Regions from separate parts of the Homo sapiens genome. Here region 2 is linked to region 1. The links are chromatin loops, found by intact Hi-C in ENCODE. Cell type or tissue: pancreas. All regions are shown on one strand.

The links. Peaks named below come from ENCODE experiments on the same cell type or tissue, not always from the same donor. Only the 100,000 strongest peaks of a DNase experiment are listed, where the experiment ranks them.
Region 2: a loop joins it to region 1, with 2.2 times the contacts of the local background. A loop is called at or near these places in 56 of 110 quality-filtered maps.

Annotation. Positions count from the first base shown.
Region 1 is chr1:205,246,769-205,251,768 of GRCh38, reverse strand. All of the region lies in intron 2 of TMCC2 (transmembrane and coiled-coil domain family 2), which reads right to left. Among named protein-coding and RNA genes, the nearest start is that of TMCC2-AS1, 12 kb to the right of the region's middle. RefSeq lists a silencer at 1-8. In pancreas, no CTCF peak of the experiment used is centred here; DNase peaks (open chromatin) are centred at 1,918 and 2,308; H3K27ac peaks cover 627 bases.
Region 2 is chr1:205,112,759-205,117,758 of GRCh38, reverse strand. It overlaps RBBP5 (RB binding protein 5, histone lysine methyltransferase complex subunit), which reads left to right. Exons shown (of 14, transcript NM_005057.4): 2 at 1,876-1,901; 3 at 2,798-2,970. Among named protein-coding and RNA genes, the nearest start is that of RBBP5, 6.7 kb to the left of the region's middle. In pancreas, no CTCF peak of the experiment used is centred here; no DNase peak of the experiment used is centred here.

The sequences.
Region 1 (5,000 bases):
AAAAGGACATGAGTGGCACCTCTTGGGGGGCATGCCCATAAGCCATTGAGCCCCTGAGAAGTCAGTGGACAGGCACAGGGCCCAGATTATATTTGGATCTGAAGCTACCTTCTCAGGCAATGAAGAAACCTTATACAATGAAGTTAATGTTACAGAGCACTTGTCTTTCCAGGGCAGGATTCGCCTTTCCAGATGCCCAAAGGAGGCCTCCTGGTCACAGTATCACCTTGGGTCTAATTTAGCTCTTGCTGAGCCTGATGAATTATTCACTAGCTATGGACACTAGCTCAGCTCTAGGGTCCCAGTGGTGGGGTATCTGGAGAACTGTAAGGAAGAGGAAATGGAAAGGAAGAGTGAGAACTCCCAGAATCAGACCTGGAGGGGGATCAAAGAGGACAAAAGCAGCAGCGGGCAGGAGGCCTCTAGGTTGGCCTCTGGAAGATTTGGGAAATGGGCTAGGGGTCCAAGAGCCTGTCCCTGGACAGAGAAGGGAGGTAGGAAAAGGCTGTCCCCAGAAATGACACTCACTTCCCCCAACTCCCTACTGCAGCTCAGGGGAGCTTCTGATTCCCTAGGAGCCTAGAAGGAATGCAATAGGGTGTGTACATTCAGTCATTCAGTTTTACTTCTATTTCAGCGCCCTCTGCTCTGTGGGATATACAGAGAAAGCCCAAAATATGCCTATGAAAAGAAGAGGCAGAAGCAGGGATCAGGTTAATGATGCTGTATATCCATTGCCTCATCTGGCACCCCAGAGGGGACTGGGGTCACGTTTCTCATCTCAGGGATGTGGCAGATCCAGGGAAGAACGTGCTGGGTAGCCGGGGAGACCTGAGCCAACTCCCATGACCCAGCCCACATCATCAGTGCCGGCTCCTTGCCGTCTGGAACCCGATGACAGACAGCTCCTCTTGCTGACTGCTACCAGCTCTGGCATAGGGGTCTGACACCTGAAACCTGAGTGCACCTTCCCCTTGGGCAAGCTTGGAAAGCCCAGGCAGATACCTGGCTGGCCTCTCCCACCTGTGTCTGCAGACAGACAGCTTGTCTCCCACCAAGTTTTGCCTGAGCTTAGGGACAAAGGCGTCAACAAGGCATGACCTTACATCTTGGCTAGGTAACTTGGAAGTTATCTAATTTTGCCCCCTCTATCCTGGTGATTTCTGTACTCCCAGATGCCAGAGCTAATCTGGAGAATACTGGATATTTTCTTTTTTTTCTTTTTCTGAGACGGAGTTTCCCTTTTGTTGCCCAGTCTGGAGTGTAATGGCGCGATCTCAGCTCACTGCAATCTTCACCTCCTAGGTTCAAGCGATTCTCCTGTCTCAGCCTCCCGAGTAGCTGGGATTACAGACGCCCACCACCACGCCCGGCTAGTTTTTGTATTTTTAGTAGAGACGGGGTTTCCTCATGTTGGCCAGGGTGGTCTCGGACGCCTGACCTCAGGTGATACACCCACCTCGGCCTCCCAAAGTGCTGGGATTACAGGCACGAGCCACCGTGCCCGGCCGATATTTTCAATCTAGAAAGAAAGTCAGTGGGTGTTAGTGGGGAAAAGATGCATAAAGGCTAATTCTGGAGGCCAGTTACCTGGTGGCTGATTCTGTCTGAAAAGTCAAGAGGACGCTGCAGCTTATGATCTCTGGTGTCAGAGCTTTAGGTCAGAAACAGAGTCCTCACTATGGGCCCCTCTCCTAATCAGACAGGACCCCTACAAGGCAAGGGCTTCACCTGAACATGAGGAATTCAAATCAGACTAAAGGAAGAAACTTCTCGGATCTCCAGGCACAAGAGGATATACAGCTGTGCTGGGACCCCAAGGCCTCTGGGTAATAGGGGCTTTGAGTCACTGAGACAGGGAGCAGCAATTCATGGCAAATCACACAGCTGCCCTGCCCTGGCCTGGCGAGCCACTGGCAGCACAGGCACGGCCTTGAAAGGCTCCTCTGAGGCTGCTGGTCTGGCTGCCTCTGGCTCTCCCTCTGCCCAAGGGACCTTTCCATGCAGAGAGGAAGAAAGAAGGGCAGAAGAGATGAGATGGGATGGAGGAGGGGAACAGAGGAGGCAGTTGCCCTCCACCACTCCTGGGTGTGAGGAAGGGCAGGCCGGCAGAGGCTGGCGCATGTACCTGCGTGGTGGTGTGCTCAGAAGGTGGATGCATTCGTGTGAACAGGCAGAGTGGCCCGTCTGGGCCCCTTCAGCCTCCCATGCAACCTGGCCTACAAGTTCAGTTATACCAGGGGCCCCCACGGCCGGCTGGCTGAGCGGTCATGTTTGGAAACCTCTCTCAGCAGAGCCCGCCCCACCCACCTCTGAACCAGCAGACTCCCAGACATAAACAAACCAAGGCCCCTGGGCAGCTGCCAAGATCTGTCTTCTTGGCAAGAGCCAGGGGTTGGGGGGGCCCCTCACTCACCATCCTTCAGAGTAAACAGGGGTGCTTATTTATGCTGGGGCAGAGAAGAAATCTTGTTGGATAAATCTGGTGTGGGAGTGGACGGAGAGCACAGGGCATTCAGAGTCTGCTCTCGCTTAGGTGATGGGCTGAACTCCACTGGTTTCCCTGTCTGGAGCCTGGAGATAACACCATGAGGCCACAGGGAAGCATCCAGTCAGGACGTTGTCATCTCTCCACCCTCCTCACTTCACCTGCAGCACGACTGGGGAGATCTTGGCCCTCTCTTCCTTCCTGCCTGCTCTCAAAGTGGGGCCTGTCATAAGAGTCCTCCTGTCCCCAGCACCTCCACAGAGTCTCCTGAAGCTGTCCAGAAGCCCTCCCAGCTCTGCCCCGTGCTGCTTCTCAGCCACACTGCAGGAGGGGAAGGGGTGAGCAGGACACAGTCAGGGGCTGGCTGGCTGTAAATCCAGCACTCCTGTGCTGCGTCCCCTTCCTGACACTCCATGCACAAGCCCAGGGATCAGCTGGGGAGAGGTTCTGAACAAGGAGAGAAGGGATTGATGCCTAACCAGGCCTGGGAGAGATGAGAGAAGGAGAAATACAACCCTCTGACCCTAGGTTTTCCAGGAACTGCTGTTAAAAAAAAAAAAGAAGAGGGAGAAGAGGGTGGGGACCTCATCTGTTTTCTGAGGAGCCAGGTGGCCCAAGGCCATCTCCACTGGACGTATAACCAGTGGTTCCCTTTCTAGTCCCCGGGGCTTGTGCCTCCCAGAGGTTAAGGCAACACATGGATGGAAAACCTGCATTCTCTAATCACCTGCCAATGCCCAAGTGCACCCACAATTGATGACAACTTTTTCCCCACTTTACAAATCTAAGACATAGAGAGCAGTTACTTTTCTGTGTCGCATACATACTAGAAAGCAGAATGGCGAGGCTGAGATGACGATTTTTTTAAAATGGAGATGGGGTCTCAATCTGTCACCCAGGCTGGAGTGCAGTGGTGCAATCACGCCTGACTGCAGCTTCAACCTCGTGGGCTCAAGTGATCCTCCCACCTCAGCCTCCCAAGCAGCTAGGACTACAGGTGCACGCTACCACACCCGGCTAATTTTTAAATTCTTTTTGTAGAGACAGGGTCTCACCATGTTGCCCAGGCTGGTCTCAAACTCCTAGGCTCAACTGATCCACGCAAATCAGCCTCCCAAAGTGCTAGGATTACAGGCAGGAGCCACCTTGCCCAGCCAAGAATGTTTTGTTTTTGTTTTTGTTTTTAAACAGGGAAGTAATTGAAGGCACAACCTCAAAGACAACTAAGTGGATCTAGCAGGAATAACCAACAGCCAAATTACCATCACCAAGGCTGAGCTGCTTCCCTGGACCGTGAGCCCCTATCTGTCCCCCGTCACACCCTGCTCCCTTTGGGGCTTGAGGTCTCCTACTTTCTTGGGGTGGGGCTGGGGTGAGCCTCTCCAGGACAGCTGAGGAAATTTAGCTGCCTCCAGGGTGTTTCGGTAACTCAACCCCGCCAGGGCTGGACTCAACCCTGCCAGGGCTGCTCTGGTCCGAAAGCCAGCTGGTGAGTTCTAAACAATGGCAGGGGGTGTGGGGGAGTGGGGGAGGCTTATGAATTAAAAATAGATGCTAGTAACCGCCAGGGATCTTGCAGAGAGCATGTGGGGCTGTGTTTACTAGGGAGAGAAGAATACCTCCTATTCATGCCCAGAGATCAGGGCAGAACCACTACTGCTTCTCACACCAGCCCAGGGCCTCTGGGTCTGGGGGAGTCAGCTGACAGAGCAGGGTTTACCGATGGCTGGAAGACCTTTTTCCTCTGTGACAGGGAAGCAACCTTTCTCTCCTCAGGACCCCCAGGGCCACGCCCATTCCTGGAAGGACAGCTCCAGGTCAGGAAATCTATGCAACTGAAGGGGAAATGGCAACCAAGAGATAAAATCATCCCACTCGGGCTGAGGCAAACCTGCTCTCCATAGACTTTGCATAAAATGGTCCCCAGCCGGGTTCAGTGACGTCACCTCTCAGATGAGTCTTGGGTACAGACTAGGATCCCTTGTCTCCCTGCCAAGACCTAGCTGGGTGCCATAGGCAAGCAGTCTCTTTTCCTCTAGGCCTTAGTCTACTCATCTGTAAAATGGAGATAACACCTGCTCTGCCAACTTCACAGGTATGTTATAAAGATCAACCAGGCCATACACCTAACAAAGCTGAGGGTTCTAAAGAAGGATATAAAATAGTCACAAGAACAACCATTTCCCCCATGATCACCCTGAACCCAGGGAACCGTCCCCTCATCAGGTCACCCAAAGTGTCTGGGTCTCGTCTTCCATAAGCAGCAAAAAAAGAGTTCCTCCCTCCCATCTGGATATCTTGGGCACAGTGAGCCACATGGCAGAGCCCCACAGAGAAGCTCCCCAGCTAATGAGCCTGCCCCACTTCCCCCAGGCCCCTGCAAACATCCACAGTCCTTCACCAGCTTCCGACAGTGCCCACTGCCCACCCCAACGTCTTCCCCCTGCTCAGGAGGTCTTCATGGGAGCCCTAGGCAACCAAAGACAGCAAGGTTCACGTTTTCCCTCCTCAT
Region 2 (5,000 bases), 130 kb after region 1:
CAGTGGGGTTATCCTTTTATACCTTTTTCCTTGCTCATATAAACACACTTACACATACATTTGTTTATTTTTATTTTTATTTTTATTATTCTTTTTTTGAGACAGAGTTTCCCTCTTGTTGCCCAGGCTGGAGTGCAATGGTGTGACCTCGGCTCACTGCAACCTCTGCCTCCCAGGTTCAAGAGATTCCTCTGCCTCAGCCTCTGGAGTAGCTGGGATTACAGGCATGCGCCACCACGCCTGGCTAATTTTGTATTTTTAGTAGAGACAGGGTTTCTCCATGTTGGTCAGAGTGGTTTTGAACTCCCGACCTCAGGTGATCCACCTGCCTCAGCTTCCCAAAGTGCTGGGATTACAGGCATGAGCCACCACACGGGCTCTTTACACATAAATTTGTAAGGACTAGGCCGGGCGTGGTGGCTCATGCCTGTAATCTCAGCACTTTGGGAAGCTGAGGCAGGTGGATCCCTTGAGGTCAGAAGTTTGAGACCAGCCTGGCCAACATGGTAAAACCCTGTCTCTACTAAAAATACAAAATTAGCCGGGCATGGTGCCACATGCCTGTAATCCCAGCTGCTGCTCAGGAGGCTGGGGCAGGAGAAGCGCTTGAACTTGGGAAGCAGATGTTGCAGTGAGCCAAGATTGCACCACTGCCCTCCAGCCTGGGAGACAGACCGAGACTCCGTCTCAAACAAACAAACAAACAAAAAAAACCAGGCCGGTCGAAAAACAAAAAAAAACCCAAAAAAACTAAAACAAAGAAATAAAGAGAATTTCATGTTTAATCAACTGCTATTTGCTGTTGCAACCTAAATGCTGTTATTAGTCAGGAAGGGGTGTGATCGCTGCTTTTGTTAAAGGTTTCAAGGTTTCAAAGAGTAATTGTGATAATTTGACTGATATGAATTGACTCTTGCCTTTCCTTGCTCTTTTTCTTTTTGTTTTGAGACGGAGTCTTGTTCTGTCGCCCAGGTTGGAGTGCAGTGGCACGATCTCAGCTCACTGCAACCTCCGTCTCCCAGGTTCAAGTGATTCTCCTGCTTCAGCCTCCTGAGTAGCTGGGATTACAGGTGCACACCACCACACCTGGCTAATTTTTGTATTTTTAGTAGAGACGGGGTTTCACCATTTTGGCTAGGCCGGTCTTGAACTCCCTTGTGATCTGCCGCAACTTGGCCTCCCAAAGTTCTGGGATTACAGGCGTGAGCCACCGAGCCCGGCTCCTTGCTCTTACCTTAGTAAATTTGGAAATAAATTGTGAAATGCCCAAAAGGTGTGATGGAGAAAGACTGTTGCTAACTTGGATATGTCAACAGTTCTCAAACTTTTTAGTATCAGGATCCTATTATACTTTTAAGAAGTAGAGGGTCCCCAGAGAGTTTTTGTTTATGTAGGTGATATCTACCTACCAGTGTTTACCAATTTAGAAGTTAAAACTGAGATAATATTTTTAAAGCATATTATATAGAAATAACCATAATAAATCCATTACATGTTTATGTGAGTAGTTATTTTGTTTTCAAAAACAAAGTATTTAGTGAGGAAAATGCCACTGTTGTGACATTTTTACAAATCTCTTCAATGTTTGCCTGAATAGAAGTTGGGGGACTTCTCACATCTGCTTCTGCCCTCACTCTGTTTCAATATCCCAGGTCATATAGTCTCAGGAAAACGCATCTGTATATTTCCGAGATAATGAGAGTAAACAAGTCATCTTAGCAGGATCTTGAAAATCCGTATGGCCTCATGGAATGCCTGAAAGGGCATCATATCCCCCTTTTCGTTTTGTCAGCCACTGCTATACACTGTTCGTGAGTTGTATGATCCTTGCTATGTGGTACATGTGCCATCAACTCTTTCTTTGCTTTGTTGCAGAGTCCTTTGGGCAGAACTATCCAGAGGTAAGAGTATAGTATTGTGGTGATTTTAGGAACATAGTAACTTCTGGGTGTTTATGTTAGAACAGAAAATACTTTTTGATCCTTGTGTTTTGACAGAGAAGCATTAAGTGTGATAATATATCTTATGCTATAATAAGGAGCTAGTGTACAATTTTGATCAGGGAGGAAATAGGCAATGTGGGCTAGAAATCTTACCATGATGTTGTAATCTTACAGTTCATTTTCCTTTAAATAAAAGAAAAACTTTCATTGAAGGATTTTTCACAAACACCACCATCATAGGTTTGTGCTTTTCTCGTTTTGATCAATGTTTTTATGTAGTAAAGCAAAATGTATGCTATAGATGTGCTTTACTTTTTTAATTGTAAAACTATTTTATAACACTTGAATGTTTGAGGATAGACATTGTGGTTATTTTAAATAGCTTGGTATTGATATGAAATAATTTGACTTCTCTAATGTTATGCATTGTAGGCTATTCCAGGGTTTTTCTTTTTTAATTATTTAAAAAATTCTTTTAAATTCTTTTTGTTTAAATTCTTTTTGTTTTAAATTCTTGGAATAAATTCCCAGAATTACAATGACTGCATCAATAGATATGACTTTTTAAATACTTCTGTTATATTTTGCCCATTTGCCCTCCAGAAAGTTTATACAAAGTTATAGTAGTGATGTAAGGGATTGATCACATCTGTTTCCAGAATCCATGGTTAGCTTTAATAAATGTTCCTTCATTTTGGCTATTTTAATAGATATAAGAAGACACAGAGAGATTATTTGGTATGCAGTGTAATTTATATTCAATAAAAGTATCACAAGTGATAAAGAACCTTTAGGAAATAATTTGGATACCTGGCTATTGTTGCCTCTATTCTTGTATTTGTTTCAATTTTTAGGAAGCTGATGGAACTTTGGATTGTATCAGCATGGCTTTGACTTGCACCTTTAACAGGTGGGGCACACTGCTTGCAGTTGGCTGTAATGATGGCCGAATTGTCATCTGGGATTTCTTGACAAGAGGCATTGCTAAAATAATTAGTGCACACATCCATCCAGTGTGTTCTTTATGGTAAGACATTTTTTAATTAATATTTAAATATGAGGAGAATGAATGATGACTATATATTTGCAAATCTCATTGTAGATATTTTAATACTTAGATTTTTAAATATTCAGCCATTAGTAATACAGTTTATCATGGTTTATGTAGATCCTGAGTCCATGCTGTCCTTGAAGCACCTTTCTTGGGAGAAATTCATTGTATTATGGATCTGTATCAGGCGCTGAGAATATCTCAATACTGAAATGAAATATTTTCAGATTGTAATTGTAGTATAATTGTGATATTGACTTTTCATTTAGAATAAAAAGTCTCGGTTAGGACAGAAGCTTGGAAGTCATCGAGTCCAGTTTTGTGCAGTTTACTGAATTCCAGTAATTTTAGTGGTCACAAGTATGACTATTCCTTCAATGAAATATAGTTATTAAGGCTTTATAGAAAACGTAAAAACAGTTGAAATCTGCTGTAACATAAATTCCCATTGATTTCACTCTTGCTCTCTGAAACTATTTGCTTCAGAAAATTTTATTTTGGGGCAGCATTTTTTTTAAATGAACTTGGGGCCAACAAAAGGACCTAATCAGATCAAGGTTAAGTCTATCTCCTTTTGTCTAAATGGTATTATAAAGCACTGGATTGGGAGGAGGCCTGAATCACAGTAAAGTTTGGCCAGTAAAGTACTGGTGGCCTGGGCCAAAACTTTTCTTTCATATCCAATAATCCAGGAAGCACTGGCCTGGATGATCTCTTAGGTTCCTTCCACCGCCTTTCTGTTTCTTTTTTGTTGTATTCTTGCAATAAAGATTCAAATAGGGCCAGGCGCGGTGGTTCACGCCTGTAATCCCAGCACTTTGGGAGGCTGAGGCGGGTAGGTCACTTGAGGTCAGGAGTTTGAGACTGGCCTGGCCAACATGGTGAAACCCCGTCTCTACTAAAAATACAAAAATTCGCCAGGCATGTTGGCGGGTGCCTGTAATCCCAGCTACTTGGGAGGCTGAGGCAGGAGAATCGCTTGAACCTGGAAGGCAGAGGTTGCAGTGAGCTGAGATTGTGCCACTGCACTCTAGCCTGGGCAACAGAGTGAGACTCTGTTTCAAAAAAAAAAAAAAAATACACATTTTTATGTGTGTGTGTATGTGTTTCACATAATATAAAATTTCGAGTGTACAATTCACAAGTTTTTATATATTCAGAGTTGTGCAACCATCATCACAATATAATTTTAGAACTCCTGGCGAGATGCGTTGGCTCATGCCTATAATCCCAGCGCTTTGGGAGGCTGAGATGAGAGGATTCCTTGAGCCCAGGAGACCAACATAGTGAGACCTCATCTCTACAAAAAGTAAAAAAATTAGCTGGGTGTATGGTGCACATCTGTAGTCCTGGCTACTTAGGAAGCTGAAGTGGGAGAATCACTTGAACACAGGAGTTCTAGGCTGTAATGAGCCATGATTGTGCCACTGCACTCCAGTGCCTGGGTGACAATAAACCTTGTCTCTTAAAAAAAAAAAGAACTCTTACCTATTAAAAATATGTGTGTTTTTATTATATACTAATATATACTTATTCTAGAAAATCATGGAAAATAAAACAAAATAGAGATAACTAGTATTTTCTGTAGTCCTCCTAACCAGATACTACTACTTTGTACGTATAGATTTTTGTTGTTGTTGCTGAGACAGGGTCTTGCTCTGTGGCCCAGGCTGGAGTGCAGTGGCTAGTCACAGGCACGATCACAGTTCACTGCAACCTTGAAATCCCAGGCTCAAGTGATCCTCCCGCGTAGCTAGGTCTACAGATGTGCGCCACCATGCCTGGCTAATTTTAAAAAATTTTTTATAGAGACAGGGTCTTGCTGTGTTGCTCAGGCTTGTCTTGAACTCCTGGCTTCAATCGATCCTCCTGCCTCAGCCTCCCAAAGTGCTGGGATTACAGGTGTGAGCCACCATGTCTGCCCAGTTTCTAGATATGATTTTTTAAAGCATAGTTTGTAATTGTGCTATATTCTGTATTTTGCTTTTCCCTCCTAATACTGTCTC